Linked DNA regions of Mus musculus: region 2 is linked to region 1. Evidence: chromatin loops called from intact Hi-C (ENCODE). Cell type or tissue: heart. All regions are shown on one strand.

Region 1 (8,000 bases):
GTCCTCCTCAGCTGACTTTTATCCGAGAGGAACATTGGGTTAGTGTAGTGTAATCATTTATTGCTTTCAGTTTTAATCATGATTGATGAAACCGATCCTGATGATTGATTTCTGCGGGTTCTATGAAACAGTAATAGTTTCTTAGTGGATTTATCAACGTGTATTCTCACAAACTAGTACTATTAGCTACAACTCTGAGGCAAGAGTGGAAACCAACATTTAAAGGAATCCTGGAGAGGCCCAGGATTATAGGAGGCCAGGAGCTCACCAGCTACCCTGACATCAAGGGTGTCATTATCCTCCACTCAGGGACTTGACCTGACAAAAACTTCACTTCCTTTTTCCCTTCAATTTCTCTTTTCTTCTTGGTTTCATTTCCTGCTACTGCAGACTAACTCTGTCCTGGGAGAACATATGGACACCTGTGGTACCCAGCTAACGTAATGGCTGGGGGCCATCAGTGAAAAATGACTGCATGTCATCTTCCACTGTGGTAATGTTAGGGTACATCTAAAGCAGACCTGGTGGGACTGAATGAAACCTGTCCAAACCTGTCACCAGAGTGGCTTCTTGTGCGCCTTTGTGGGGGTAGATTTGGATTGGAGACGGTACAAGAATCGACAGCACCAAGTTTGATCTACATTGTAGTGGATGCTATTTAGACGTTACAGTCGTGTCTACCACAGCTAAATCCCTCACGGATATTTTTCAGAGTTGTTCACACATAGACATAGAAACCCTCGCTTGCTTTGAGTTTGGTTTCGGGTGTGAAGTCTCTCAGAGCATATTCATCTTCAATAAACATCTCTTCTTTGAGAAGGCTGATGAAATTGAATTTTGCCCACAGGATCACAGCGTGCACACTCATTATTAGTGACCATTGAACAGATTTTATTCATTTCTTCTATCTTAAATCATGTTGGTTGCAATGCTAACACCAAAACACTAGCTTCATTAAACCTAGTACCAGAGATATTAAGAAGATGTTCAGGTATTCTTTACCCCCCCCCCCCATGTGTGTGTGTGTGTGTATGTGACTGTGTGTGTGTGTTCAGGTGTGGATGCTAGGATAGCCTACCTAGCATTCACCACACGCCTTTCTCTCTGTGTGTGTGTGTGTGTGTGTGTGCATGCTTGAATGTGTGTGGATGTCACGATAACCTAGCTGGCTAATGAGCCCCTGGCACCTGCCTGTCTCAGTCTCACCACTGCTGAAATTACAGGCAGGCACCTCCATCCCTGGCATTTGACTGACTTCTGGGGACCTGAACTTGGGCTCTCTTGCAAACACCACTCACTGAGCCATTTCCCCAAGGCTTCTATATTCTTACAAATATGATAGTGTTACAAGTCAGTTTAAATTTCTGAGGAGAAACTGAAGGACTTAGAAATCCATAGCCAAATGTGTGGTATTTATACAGTTCCATAAGTAGAAATATCTACTTGAGGTCTTTGATTACACTGCTACAGAACATATTAGGAGTTCTGCTGAATGGGAGAAGCAACCTGCCAAGAGAGCACAAGGTAGGCTGGGGCCTCTTGTGGCTGGGAGGTGCACTCTTTCAGGTGTCTCTCAAAGCAGTTTCAGAGATCACAGAGGTAGAGGCTTATTGCTTGCGACAGTGTGTATTGCATTTATTAATTTGATGCCAGATCTGTAAAGCACATATAAGCATGTTATTTCTGGAAAAGCCCTTTACGGTACCAAGCTGGTTTGTTGTTTTCTACCACCAAAGGTGACAGGAGGAATCATGTCCTTTGAGCCTCCTAATGGTTAGATTCTCTTCAGTGGAGTGGGAAGAGGAGGTGGCTTTGTGCTTTCTAATGAACACTGAGGAACCCCTCCACTCTGCTGCTATGAGAGCCGACTCTATGTTTTCTGGTTAGAGCTTCCCTGGGTGATTGATGTTGACTGTGCTCCCAGATCTGAACGTGTACTGACAGCCCCAAAGGCAACCTCGCTGGAAGCCATCGCACTATTCATTTTTAACATACTGGCGATAACAGTATCAGTCACACTTCACCTCGACCCCTGTTTTTCAGAGGAGTGAAGTTCTACTGTAAGGGTCAAGGACAGGGTCATACCGAGCTCCAGTCTTAATTGGGACCGTGGAGAACGCAGCAGTCTTCTCTGACCCACGGAATGTGCCCTCGTGGGTCAGAGAGTCATCTGGCTGCTCGTGGCTGCCCTCCCTGCCCGCCTATTTTTGGAGACAAGGCAATTGTGTGTTTTCACGTTATCTTTCAGTGATATGGAGTTAGGATCGTTTTTTTGTTTGTTTGTTTGTTTTTGTTTCTGTTTTTTGTTTTTCGTCTTGGAAGAAGAGGAGCCCGTGCACCTTTATAGATTAAAGATATTGTATGCAAGCAACTGAAATCTCTGGAGAAGAGGGCTTTACAATGTGAAAGATCTGTTGTGCTGTTATGAATGTCTGAAGCAATGTGGCACGCCAGGACAGAAATAGGTTTCTGAGAAATGTGTGGTGTGTTTGTTTCCTGATACCATTACAACTCTATCTACTGATCTCAGCGAACTTGGGGTGTCCAGATTCTCTCTGGCTCAGCACTTGCCCCCTGGCCCCCATTCCGTTGCACAATCACGGCTTGCCTAAAGCCTCCACTCCTCTTGAGTTCAGACATTTTATGAGTTGAAATTTATTAACTGTCCCCTCCGTCGCTTTGTTTAGAAGGCTCTATATTTTCATATACCCTGATAAAATGCCAAGACATATTTTCTTACTATGTTTATTATGCTCTCTGTGAACATATTTAACAGGTTCAAGTCTATTAAATCCTGACTTTACGATAATTTTTTTATTCAAAGTAACCTTTCTTTTTATTAACTTGCTAATTGGTTTGGCACACTTGTTTAATTATTCAAATTTACAATGATTTGCTTCTAAGTGGTTGATTTTATATCTAAAACGGTCTAAAATAAGAGCAGTGGTAATGACATTTTACAAACTATTTTTTTCAGTATTATTCTTTTGCAGTTGTATTACGGTAGTCCAGGTGAAAACACTCCCCCTCGTGGTCATTACAGTAAATGCGGGCACTAAGCATTAAGTACATTTTCTGATCAATAGAATCAACTAATAGATTGGTTCACTGTGTTTTGTATTGGTTGCAGGGACTTGCAGCATTCAGAACCATGAATTTCACAATGCCATGATAGATAATAGTAATTCACAGTGTTTCATAGTCCTGTACGCTGTGTTGCTACAGTTAGAAAACAGATGGACTTTTCTGAGTGCATAAGAAGTTTCACTCTCATGAGTCAATGACTTTGCCTTTTGAAAATTGTATCTATATCAGAAAAGAAATAAAAAATTATTTTTCATAAGCGACACAAGTAAGATGCAAAATGTTCTCTCTTACCGTGTAAGTATACACAGACTTACTGCAAAATGCATTTGTGATGTTAATCTTCACTGTTCTCCCAACTGGATTTGGAGTTACCTAGCAGACACACCCCTGGGCCTGTCTGTGGGCGTGTCTCCAAGAGATTTAACTGAGGAGCGAAGGCCTGCTCTGAATATGGGTGGTACCTTCCCAGGGGCTGCAATTCCAGAACAAAGGAGAAAGCAAGCAGAGGAAAATTCGGCTTGTTTTTTCTTGTTTCTTGCTGACTTCAGGTACAATGGGGCTAGCTACCTCCTGCTTCTTCCTTCCCTGATTGACTACATCCCTTCAAACTATGAGCTAAAATAAACTCTTCCTTAAGTTGTATAAGTAGATAATTTGTCATGGCAACAAGAAAGGGAACCAATACAATACGTCTTAGAATAGCTCCCTGTAGGCTTAGGGTTTTTTAAATCCCACTTTTAAGAAGGGTTTTAAAACACTTCAATCTCCCGCCCTCCAAATACCATGTGAGTCTGCCTCAGCAAAATGCAGTGTGAGTCTTGTTCAGCAAAAGACCATGTGAGTCTGCATCGCATTACAACCAGAAACTTCCACTTTAGTCCCCAGCCACAGCCTATGCTGGGAGCGTAGTTTATTTCTATGCCTTCATGTAGGTGCCGACTCCAGCTTTCTATTTGCCAATGACCAGATCTTACCCAAGATATTTAAGCTCTCTAGTAAAACCTTCCATTAACTTGTAATTGCTTCCGTGACATCTCAGAAAGAGTGACCTTAAGATATCAAGACAAGTTTGCCTTGCAAGTTGGCCTGTAATCACTTTGAATTAAATTCAATGTCTCACCTTCAGTGCCGTGCTGAATCTTCCTCCCTGTCCTCAGCTCTGCTCATGAGCTGCCTTGTGATTTACAGAGGAGCTTGCGGGAGTGGAAGGAGGAAGTCTGCTACCCACAGCGCCATGCCTGCCCACAGCGCCACGCCTGCCCACAGCGCCATGCCTGCCCACAGCGCCATGCCTGCCCACAGCAGCACTTTGCAGCCCCTGCCTCACTCGCTGAACTATTCCCACCTCCGTTGTGTTGTCTCTTCCCTTTTGCCCACGTACAGACATTGTTCCTGCGGCTTTCTTCATCAGAAGCCATCATTTGAATACTTTTATTTGTAACGTTTTCCTTAGGTTTATTTTATTGTTTTGTGTGTGTGTGTGTGTGTGTGTGTGTGTGTGTATATTATTAGTGTTTGGCCAGCATGTTTGTCTCTGCACCAAGTGTGTGCCCGATGCATGGCGAGCTTCAGGTCCCTTGGAACTGGAGTTACAGATGGTTGTGAGCTGCGATACAAGTGCTGGGAATGGAAGTTGTGTCCTCTGGAAGAGCAGCAAGCAACAGCTGAGCCAAGTCCTCAGAGCCAGTCTGTCCCTGTTGCTTCAGGCTTTGTTCCTGAATTTGTCTACCCTAGTATGGCTTTTGCCTGCTGCCTACACAATGTGTGTATGTGTGTGTGTGTGTGTGTGTGTGTGTGTGTGTGTGTGTGTGTGTGAGAGAGATGAAAACCACCAATGACCCCAAGCATATTGGTTATTCCGCTTTTTCTGGCCTCAGGGTCTTCTCTGATGCTTCTATTCCTGGTTCTTGATGCAGTTCCCTTTGTTCACATGTCTTCAGTCTTCCTCACTTGGATTGGTATGCACTTGGAGTCATGGGAGGGGGCTGGGCTGGGGAATTTTCTGTCTGTTTCTCTCTGATACGTGTGCAACACCTTTTTCCTTTTAAACTGTGTCACAGAGTAGAGGTCAGGGGACAGCCGTGGGCATCAGTTCTCTTGTTCACTGCAGAGTATGTCAGGCTAGCTGGCCTTGGAGTATTGGGGCAGCTTATCTCCACTTCCCATCTCATGGGGTCTTAGGATGACGTATGTGTACTCCCCTGGATGACTTGGCTTCTGGGGTTCTAAATTTAAGCTCTCATTCTTACACAGCAAGCCCCCTACCCACTGAGCCATCTCTCCAGCCCCTGTACAAAGTCTCTTGATGAAAACCATCTAATCTTACAGCTTTAAAGGCCATCTGTAGGATAACAGTGTCATGTTTTCTATGCCAGCCATCCTCTCTCTTCTGAGGGATATAGATTCAGCTGCCAGCTGATACTGTGAGACGAGAAATTTATAACCCAACCCAAGCTCTGGATTTCTTCAGCTGCACCTCCCAGCCTGTTGTATCCCTAGTTACTCTCAAGCACGAAGTTATCCTGACATCTCTGCATCCTGCTCCCCGCCTGAGGACACCCCCAAACCCACACTGTATCTTTAAAACAATGTGCAGCTGCCCCCTGCTGCTCGACACCTCCCTGTTGGTTGCTCCTGGGTGTGCTTACCCTGGGTTGCCAGAGCTACCAGTCTTCTCTGCATTAACCAAGGGGTCCTTTGAAAACATAAATCTTGTCATGACTCCATTCAACCATTCAACAATAAGAATAAAAGCTGAAGTCCTTTCAAGGCTCGCGTGATGTCAGTCTCCATGTCCCCACAATTTCCTCAGTTCATAATCCTTGCTCATTCATCCATCCCAGCCACAAGGGCTTCCTGCAGTTCCCTGGACAGCCCAGGCAAGTCTGTGGCTCAGAGCCTTGAACTTGGTGGTCTCTCTGTTGGGAACAAGCCTCCCCAGATATCTGCGGGACCAGGTCCTCACTGGCTTGACATTTACGCTGTGTCTTACAGAGCATCCTTTTTCGAGAACGGTGAAGAGTCTTATTCCAATTTCTTCTTGGACATTTTCACTCTCTAACACCCTCAGTATTTTACTCATCTTGCGCATAGAATTTCTTCTCCTCCTCGTGTCTCTCAGTTCCCCCTGTTCCCCGAAGGCCAGAATGTTTATATTGACATGGCCTCTTTCAGGTTCTTATATAGCACAGAGCAGAATGATATTTTAGCTTTAATTAAAAACATTATTGGCTAGTTTACCGTCCCACCTCATTCCGCCACATTTGCACACGTCATTCACATTTTCCTTTGAGCTTACGTGTGAGAGAAGTACTGTGATGTACGCTTTCCAGATGGAAAACTGAAGACAGATGGAGACCCTTCTGGAGGCAGAAGTCAGTATTGTCGTGGGGCTGTCACTGAGGACAAAGTTCATGCTCTGTGCTTTTTTTTTTTTTTTTTTAAACCATTCCATGCAATGGATTTCATCTGTTTTCAAACAATGGTTTATTTGTGACAGGGAATCTGATGACTTTTTCCTTCTAACTTCTTATCACCCATCTCTGCTCTATTATCATCCCTCCGTCATTGAGCACCCCCGCTTCTAAGGGGATTCTACTCTAATCAAATCATCAGATTCCCCAAGATTTCCTTGAGTGCCCCTTGAGTATGGTATATGCTTCTGCAGTTCAAAGTGGTCTTAGGCTAAGAAGATCTGTCTGGGGTCTGGAGAGCTGGCTCGGCAGTTAAGGGCTCTTGCAGATGACCAGAGCTTGTTTCCCCAGTGTGTCCATCAGGCTGCTCACAATCACCTGTATCTACAGCACTAAGGGCTCTGATGCCCCTTCCTGGCCACTGTGGTCACTCACATACACGTGTACACGCGCACATGCACAGACACACACAAACACTCACAAACAGGTAAGTGTTCAGTGCTACGAACAGTAAGACAGACTCGGGGGAAGACCTTGGTATGACGGTTACACAGATCTGCTCCATGGTATCATATCAGGAGAATAGAGGCAAGAGAAAAGCTGTGCTTTCACGAGGGGTTGGAGCGAAGTAGCTGAGGATTGCTAAGAACTCTAAAGCCCAGGCTAAGAGGAAACCATTTTGGCTTACAGCCCGGAGATCAAAACTAAAGCTGCTCCTAGGAGTCTGGTTCAAGTCACAGAGCGACTCTGCTTTCTTTGGCCCCGGATCCTCTCGTTTAATCTCTTTATCTTCTTTATTGCTTTAACTTTTGATGTAAGAAGTTTGTTTTGTAACAAGATGGGGTAGGCCAGAGACTTCTCAAAGGCACCGAGAGCTTTGCGATTCTTTGATTTTAACATCATATTACTCTAGTCTCTTTTGACTCTGCACCCACCCAGAGTTAAACTTTATCTTACCGTAGAACATTTCCTTTGAAATAATACCTTAGGGTTTTAAGGCAAATTCAAAGAATCTAGAGGTATTGTGGGAAAAATTTAAAAGTGAGGCCATACGTCATACGTGACAGCATATCCCTGTAGTCCCACCTACATCGAGGCTGAGGGTAATGGATTGTAGGAGCTTCAGAATTTAAGATCAGCCTGGCTGCATGGGGAGATATCATCTACAAATCTTCTTCTTCTTCTTCTTCTTCTTCTTCTTCTTCTTCTTCTTCTTCTTCTTCTTCTTCTTCCCCTTCCCCTTCCCCTTCCCCTTCTTCCCCTTCCCCTTCTTCCCCTTCCCCTTTGTTCCCCTTCCCCTCCCTTCTCCCTCTTCCCCTCCCCTCCCCCTCCCCCTTCTCCTCTTTCATTTAAAGCGTGTTCATGTGGAGTTTGCATGCATTAGTGGTAGTGCCTGCAGAGGTTAGAAAGGGCATCAGGGCACCAGGGCCTCCTGGAGCTGGAGTTGCAGGAGGCCATGTGACATGCTGCGTACATGCTGGGAACTGAACTTCAGTCCTC
Region 2 (8,000 bases), 53 kb before region 1:
TTGCTCTATTGTTCGTTGATTTCCATGAGGCAGAGCGTCAGAGCTAACAAGGCATTCATTGCTGCCCTCATAGTAGGCAAGAAGTAGAGAAAGACAGACAGTCAGGAGTCATGGCAAGATAAAACCCTCAAAGGACATGCCTCCAGCTATCTACTTACCCCACCCGAGGGTCACCAGGTTGTTTCTAGCTCTCCCCAAATAGTGCCACCATCTGAGGACCGAGCCTTCAACACACAAGCCTGTTGTGTTTATTTCATGCTCTGACCACGATAGTGCGGTTATTTGGCACCAATGAACCCTGGCCAGTGACTATATTCTCTTTTCTATCTGAATACCTCTGATGGGAGAGGGCTGACTCCACACTGAAGTAAATAATTATCCACTTAAGTCCAGAGGAGCCATGACAGAAAATAAACAAAGCACGTGGCAGTTACGCAGTTGATGATTTTCATCAAGCTAAGAGAGGAAACTATTTTTAGCTTCGCTCAGCCCCAGAGGAAACTTCTCAGCTGGAGCAGGACAGAAAGCCTGTATTTTTGTTTGTTTGTTTCTTTCTTCTTTTCACCCTTGGTTTTGTTCTTCAGTTTTTAACTTGCCAAACAGTTACATTCAGATTTGAATAGTAATTTAACATTTTCTTGTTCTAGAGCCAACTGAAAATGAATTTAGCTTTTCCAGTTCAGGGCCCCAGTCTTCTGGTCACCAGCAGCCCAGGTGTAGAGGGCAGCGGTGGCAGAATGTTGACTACCAGGACACTTAGTCCAGTTGGCAAGGCAGCCATTCTATCTCGGTGTGTGTTTGAGCACATGGGAAAGTTGTGAAGAGTGAAGACTAAGCTCTCCCTATTTATGACTTTGCCTTACCCGATGTGGCTCACATCAGATTGCTGTCTACCAGCCACAAGACCCTGAAGGTGGAAAAGGCTGACTGGGGCATCCTATCCAGGATGAGAAATTCCAGTTGTACTGCATTCAGTTTAGCAAGAGCTCCGCTGAGATAAACAGGGGCACCGATAGGTGGAAGACTGTTGTGAGCATGGCCATGCTCTTCATTGACTTCATGGCTTCCATTCCGATTTGGGAGATGCACTCTGTGAATGGCCCAATCCCTCAGACTTTTGATCGAGACCGGGTGACCATGCAGAGCAATCAGATGCTACGTAGGAAGGTCAACCCCATTTAGGACTTCTCCACCAAGTGGGACCAAGACAAGAATGAGTGGAAGCAGTCAGACGCTGCTGCTTGTCAGCTCCCTCCCCCAACTCAGCATGGTGGAAGCCACTGTGTCCAATGGTACATGCTAATAAATGACCGGTTAATATGAATTAGAAAAAAGTTGATTTTAGACTTACTTTCTATTTTGAAGTAGAAAGGACTAAAACACTGCTCTATTTTATGGCTTCTCAAAATTTTCGTAATTCATTTTTCCTTTTCTATTAACACATAGTAATTGTATATGTTACATATATTTGTGGAGTGCAGCATGGTATTTCAGTACATGTATACAATGCTATGGTCAAACACTAGGATCTATACAGTAATTTTAATCTTATTTGTGAATGATATTCATATGCATAGTTATTTTCTCTCATTCTGCTAATTCTGGTGCTGAAGAGATGGCTTTGCTATTAGGAGGGTTTTCTAGTCTTACATAGGACCCAGGTTCTATTTCCAGCACCCACACCGGTGGTTCACAACTATCTGTAACTCCAGTTTCAGTGGATTTGATATCATCTGGCCTTCTCCTGCACTTGCTGCACACCATGGTGTACACAAAGACATGCACACACACACACACACACACATACACACACATTCCTAAAAATAAATAAATCTAAACAAATTTTAATTCAACATTATTCTGTTAGTCAATTTTTTTGTTAATGCTGTTTCACGTAGTAGGAAAACTGAAGATTTTCAGAGGTGAAATGTAAAAGCATTTGCTTAACATTAAATATTGCTTATTCCTCTTTGGCAGCTCATGTTTTTATTTGAGATTCTGTTACAGAAAACTAAGGAAGTAAAAAAGGTATGTGCAAGCGTAGTATTTATTCTGAGGCTCACACTTTGTCCAAATACTTTTTGAAACTGAGACTTGAGCAGTCTTGAGATGGGGATTGCTAATAACCACTGCTAATCCAGTAGATTATGCTCACTTCTCCTGAGCACATGGGTTGAACATAACATGTGCATAGATGCACGCCATCCACTAGACACAAAGATGTGTGAGTCTGATTCGAGGCCTACAGATGAACAGGAACACAGGTAATGAGGCTGCAATACCAAGCTGCTCGTGCTGCCGCTGAATTACAGGGTGGAGAGGCTATCAAAGTGCCATTCTGTCTCTAACACTGAGTTGAACAGTGTTAGAGTTTGCAATTTCACATTGATACAAAGTTTTATTATGACTTAATTCTCCAGTGAGGTTAGTACTATAGACATTCTTTTTTTTTTAAAAAAAAGATTTATTTATTTATTATATATATATGAGTACACTGTAGCTGTACATATGGTTATGAGTCATCATGTGGTTGCTAGGAATTGAACTCAGGACCTCTGCTTGCTCCAGCCCTGCTCACTCTGGTTTATTTATTTATTTATTGTTATATGGTAAGTACACTGTAGCTCTCTTTAGACATACCAGAAGAGGGCATCAGATCTCATTACAGATAGTTGTGAGCCATCATGTGGTTGCTGGGATTTGAACTCAGGACCTTCGGAAGAGCAGTCAGTGCTTTTATCCACTGAGCCATCTCACCAGCCCCGACATTCTTGTAATATAGAAAAATACTTTCAATTTTCGTATAGATACTAGGAATAAGATGTTTAAAAAATACTTATGGGGAAAGCATCTTGGATATCTTTTTTGAAGAATGGCTTTGCATTTTTTGAGAGTAGATCACGTTTTTTAAAACTATACATATCACTGTTTCTTCACATTAAGTTTTGTTTTCTTGTGATATGAATTTGGGACCATTTTTTTGAAAGTGTAAGTTGCAGATGAGTTTCATAAAATAGTTAGTTGATTTTGTTACTATTCACTTTGCTTACTTTATATACAGTTCCATAGCTTTGTGTAACCCGTAGCATAAATCTTATTTTATGTTACAAAGCACTTGCCTGATAAAAGGTAGTGAATGATCTTGGAGTGTTTGTGACTGAATATTAAGATTTGGGGATGTTCTAGGAAAACCTGGGTTCAGTGTATGTGAGCCAGCTTGAAGGCGCCAGAGCAGCTTGCAGGGGCAGCAGACAGAATTAAGATGTCCCAGAGTGCAATTTGTTGGGGGAACTTAGGCAGAGAAGCATGTCTTAGGTGACAGCAAGATCAATGGATCAGTAGGATTTGAGCAGGGAGCAGATACAGTGACTTCATCATAGCTGGAATGCACCCAACTTCTAAGTATCATCCAAGATGGCAGGCACATTTAGTGCCAGAGTCTTACTCTAAAGCCCCACCCTCTTTAATGGGGTTTATGTATTTATAGTATAGTGAGAATTTGTGTGGAGAAAAGTAACCAGAATCAGTCGTGGTGGCTGTGACTCATGAAGGCAGTGATAAGGTAGGATTGAATTTCTATGGGGTAAAAAATGGGACATAATTGTGTTGCTCTAGAATAAATATGTTCTTTCAGCATTAGTATAGTCTTCATATGCTTTACACCATAGGCAGTGTTTTGACCTTCTACAATATAACATTTTAAGTTAGAGCTGTTTATTTATTTAACATGTATGGGTGTTTGGCCTGCATGCTTGTCTTTGGCCACATGTGTGCCTGGTGCTCTATAGGTAAGAAGAGAGTTTAGAGTCCTTTGGGACTGGAGGTTGCAGATAGTTTTGAACTACCATGTGCATGCCGGAAATCAAACCCAGGTCCTCTGGAAAAACAGCCAGTGTTCTTAACTGCCAAGCCACCTCTCCAGCCTCCTTTCCTTCTAAGTTTGTGTCAATCACACAACTGCCCTGCAGCCTCTTCAGATTTTCCATTGTTTGCGGATGACGTCTAGTTTCTTTCAGGACTGTTGTCTACTTTATGCTGTAGCCTGATTGAGTTTATCCTCAGACTTCACTGTCCAATGACTGCCCCCCACTCATGAGGAATTAGCCATTTTTGTGTGTGTCTGTGTTTATCAACCTGTTTTTTTATGTTTTTCTCTGATTGTAGCATATATCAGATTATTGTAAGTTGCTCATTCACTCGTGTGTATCTCATTTCATTACTTATCTTTTGATCACTAGTGCTTAACACAGCGCAGATTAAAAATTGTTTATCTAATGATTATTATCCTCCCCAAAGCACTATGTAATTAACATGATTTTTAAGAAACCATTAGTAAATCATACCCTTTAACTCAAATGTTAATTATAATTTTTAGGATATTTATTTCTAAGTTGTTTTGGATATTTTGTGTATGATTAATTAGCTTTAATACTGGCCCTGTTTATCCTTGCCACTAATAAAACTGATCATTTTTACTGTAGCAAATTACTATAAACTTAGAGCAGCAGAAGTCTATTACCTGACCGTGTTGGAGGTCAGACACCTGAAATAGGTCTTACGGTGCCAGGGGCAGTGGGCTGGCAGGACTGCCTTCCTTCTGGATGCTTCAGGGGAGAATCTGTCCCTTGCTTTTTTTTGTAGCTCCTGGAGGTTACATGCACTCCTTGGCTTGAGGCCACCTTCCAGAAATTGCATCACTTTGACATCTGTTTCAGGGATCATATCTCCTTCCCTCACTCCCTCGCCTCCCTAAGTAAGGACTCTGAGTGCACTGGGTTTGCTGAGAATAGCCAGGATAACCACCCCCACACTCTCACCCCCACTTCATGACCCTTCTTAATCACACCCTCACAGTTCTTTTGCCATGTGATTCATCAGTAATTAGGACACAAAGCTGAATGTGGTTTCTCACTGCTATATCCTCACACATTGGAAGTGAAAGCAGGAGCCTAGGAATTTAGGATCATCTTTAGCTGCCCAGCAATTTAATGCCAAACTGGGCTACATGGAATCCTGTCTCAAAAAACCAAAGCAAACCAAAGCAAACCAAGACTGAGCTAGGACATTAGAACATGGGCGTCGTTATGTGGTCATTAATGTATTATCTACTCTATGGATTAAATTAAAACTTACTTGGCTTCCTAAGCTGAGGGTAAAAACAAATTAGTATTTGAAAAACAAACCAAGACGAGCAAGCAAGCAAGCAAACAAACAAACAAAACCCAAACAAACCAACAAAAACTAGACTCCACCACACAGACTGCAGGATGTTCTGTAAGTAAGCATAAGTGTTCATTTATGTAGAGAGAGGAACATAGTCATTGATAGGATACTCTTCATGAGGAGAAATCCCACCATATTGTATAATGAAGAAGTATGCTTGACATTGGAGAAAGAATGTGAGCTTAAGAGGTTAAGCATGTTGGGGGTTAGGCAGATAGTTCATCTGTAAACTGCTACAAAATCACAGGCATTCAGATCCCCACCACCCACATAAAAGCTGGCTGTAGTTGCTCATCTCTGTAGCCCTCGTGCTGTGGGGAGGGTGGAGTCAGATGGATCCCTGGAGCTTACTGGTCAGCCAGACCAGCTAATCAATGAACTCTGGATTCAGGGAGAGACCGTGTCTCAAAAGATAAAGCAGAGAATGGTAGTGAAAGATACCAGTGTCAACCTCTGGGCTCTACACGTGCACATACACACACCACATATAGAATAAAAATGATTAAATGTCGTTTATTGAGTTATTAGTAACATATTCAAGTAGGTGTCAAAGCCTTGAGCCTAAATTGTAAAATATAGAAGCTATGGGTTTTGCTATATTTGGGTCTTAAATGAATAAAAAAATCAGCATGAGTTCTATAAGAATGAAAATGTACCCATAAAGTTTAACAAATATGTTTAGTTTTAGCAAATCTTACTTAAGATCTCTTCAATGGAGGACATGGAAGGACCTCTTAGTTGATAGTTTCTCCCTGGCAGACATGCTCACGGGCATAAAGGCCACAACCACCGAGAGCTCATTTTCAGCATTAGTACGACGTGCATTGCTCTCAAGATACCTGGTCCACATTACAGGAAATCATAACCGGACATAGTACAGAGATCAAAGGATCCTGGGGAGCCACAATGGATATATCTTCATCAGACCTCCAGCGTCCAGGGCTGTAGGACATCAGTGAACGGGGGATGGAATGACTGAAAGAACCAGAGGTCCAAGGAGTCTGCTGTGAGAATGTGTTTCCTAGAAACGAGCACTCAAAAAAGGACAATGTCAATAGGCATGCCAGTGCAGAAGGGAAAAAAAAATCTCATGAAGTCTCCCTTCTAGACCAAGAACTATAAGCCTCTAATGACTGCTGAGAGAGGGAGATTAACCTTTCCCAGGAAAGAGGTTCCTGAGGAGTTACTGATACAAATGGTCATTCCTGAAATCATATACCACATACACACAAACAATAAAAACAGACACAACAGGATGTATTTTTATATTTGTGCCCCTTCTCTTTATGTATGCGTGTGTGTGTGTATGTGTGTAATCATACTCAATGAAAAAGGTTATCAGTTTGAGTGAGAGAGGAGGGGCACTATGGGAGGGGTCGGAGGGAAGAAAGGGAAGATGAGAAGTGATGCAATTATATTTTAATTAGAATAGGCTAGATTAAAAATAATACAAAAAGATAGATGGTCAACAGAAAACCACATAAAACATTTGATACCTAACATATGTAGCTTTCCGCTTAACTTGTCTCAAACTGTAAATGCTTTTGTGTTGTGCCATATGTCTTTTTATTGCGTAGGTACAAAACTGTGGGAAGCAAGGTTTTCTGAAATAGGACTCTTGGGGACTTGGATTACTCACTTTTTTTTCTGGGGTGGATGGAGCTGACTTTAAATTGCAACACAGGCTAAGTGATGAGACACTCAATGTTTATGGAGGAAAAGCTATATTTTAAATGGTTTTGGTAGGGTTAATGCTTGCAGCCTGGATTCTCAAATGTGTGGTCTTTCTTTTCCTTTAGCACTTTGCACCTTTACAGGAGCCAGACACAGGGCTGTAAGCTCTTCTTTCTGGGAGGATGTGAACTCGGGGAGGGGGGTGGTGACACTGATGGCATTTGCTCCTAACTTCTTTTAGGCTTTTGTCAAGATGGGCGTCTCAGAAGCGGTGAGTTTCTAGAGTGGAGCAGTAGAACGTTCTAGTGTTAGTGAATGTTCACGTGTGCCCACTCGAATCATTTGGAATTGCTAAAATATCACGGTTATTTTAATAGGGTTGCTTAGCTTCTTTGTTTTTCTTCAATTGCAAGGTTCTAGGGATTCCTAGGAAAACCTAGTTAATGGAACATTCACAAGAAGAGGGCCATGTTTCCAAGAGAAAGGGTATTTTGGGTGAGAAAGTATTTATTGAAAGACCAATTTACCATCATGTATTTATTAACATAGCCAAGTGAGAAACAGGTTGCACCATGTTGGAAAACGAGAGCTTGGTGGAGAAATCCAACTCGGGCTGTGTATGTTTATTAGTCTACTGATCTAAGAACATTCCTTTACACTGTAGTGGCTTTGGATATATATTTATTAGTCTACTGATCTAAGAACATTCCCCTACATTGGAGTGGCTTTGGCTATATTTTCTCTAAAAGTTGTTAGAATGGATTTTTTAAAACATGGGTTTATTAATCACGCTGAGCACAACTCTGCTGTACAGGCACCCTTTTTCTAGCAGCCAATGATGGGGCACCTTCCAGTAGTTGACAACGATGGTGGCGGCGACTTCCCACTGGGAAGTTGGGCTATTTAGCAGCTCACTCAGTTTTATAGAGGGATTAGCTGTTCCTAAGGAGTTAGCTGGTGTGTGACAGTCACTTATCCACTGGAGAACTGCCAGAGTTTTGACATCAGCTACTTTTTAGGGTATCAGATTTAAAAGAATTTGTGGGCTAGTGCTTTCTGGAGAAGCTAGAAATAACCCCACCTTAAAAAAATATTTATGAGAC

Evidence for each region. A loop is a pair of places that touch in the nucleus more often than their neighbours do. Peaks named below come from ENCODE experiments on the same cell type or tissue, not always from the same donor. Only the 100,000 strongest peaks of a DNase experiment are listed, where the experiment ranks them.
Region 2: a loop joins it to region 1, with 2.7 times the contacts of the local background. A loop is called at or near these places in 4 of 42 quality-filtered maps.

What each region holds. Positions count from the first base shown.
Region 1 is chr14:101,512,559-101,520,558 of GRCm38, reverse strand. The region is part of intron 1 of Tbc1d4 (TBC1 domain family, member 4); the gene reads left to right. Among named protein-coding and RNA genes, the nearest start is that of Tbc1d4, 93 kb to the left of the region's middle. In heart, CTCF peaks have their summits at 1,546 and 3,033; a DNase peak (open chromatin) is centred at 4,318; H3K4me3 peaks cover 637 bases; H3K27ac peaks cover 1,266 bases.
Region 2 is chr14:101,565,754-101,573,753 of GRCm38, reverse strand. All of the region lies in intron 1 of Tbc1d4 (TBC1 domain family, member 4), which reads left to right. It also overlaps the pseudogene Gm34417. Among named protein-coding and RNA genes, the nearest start is that of Tbc1d4, 39 kb to the left of the region's middle. In heart, no CTCF peak of the experiment used is centred here; a DNase peak (open chromatin) is centred at 4,693; H3K27ac peaks cover 1,105 bases.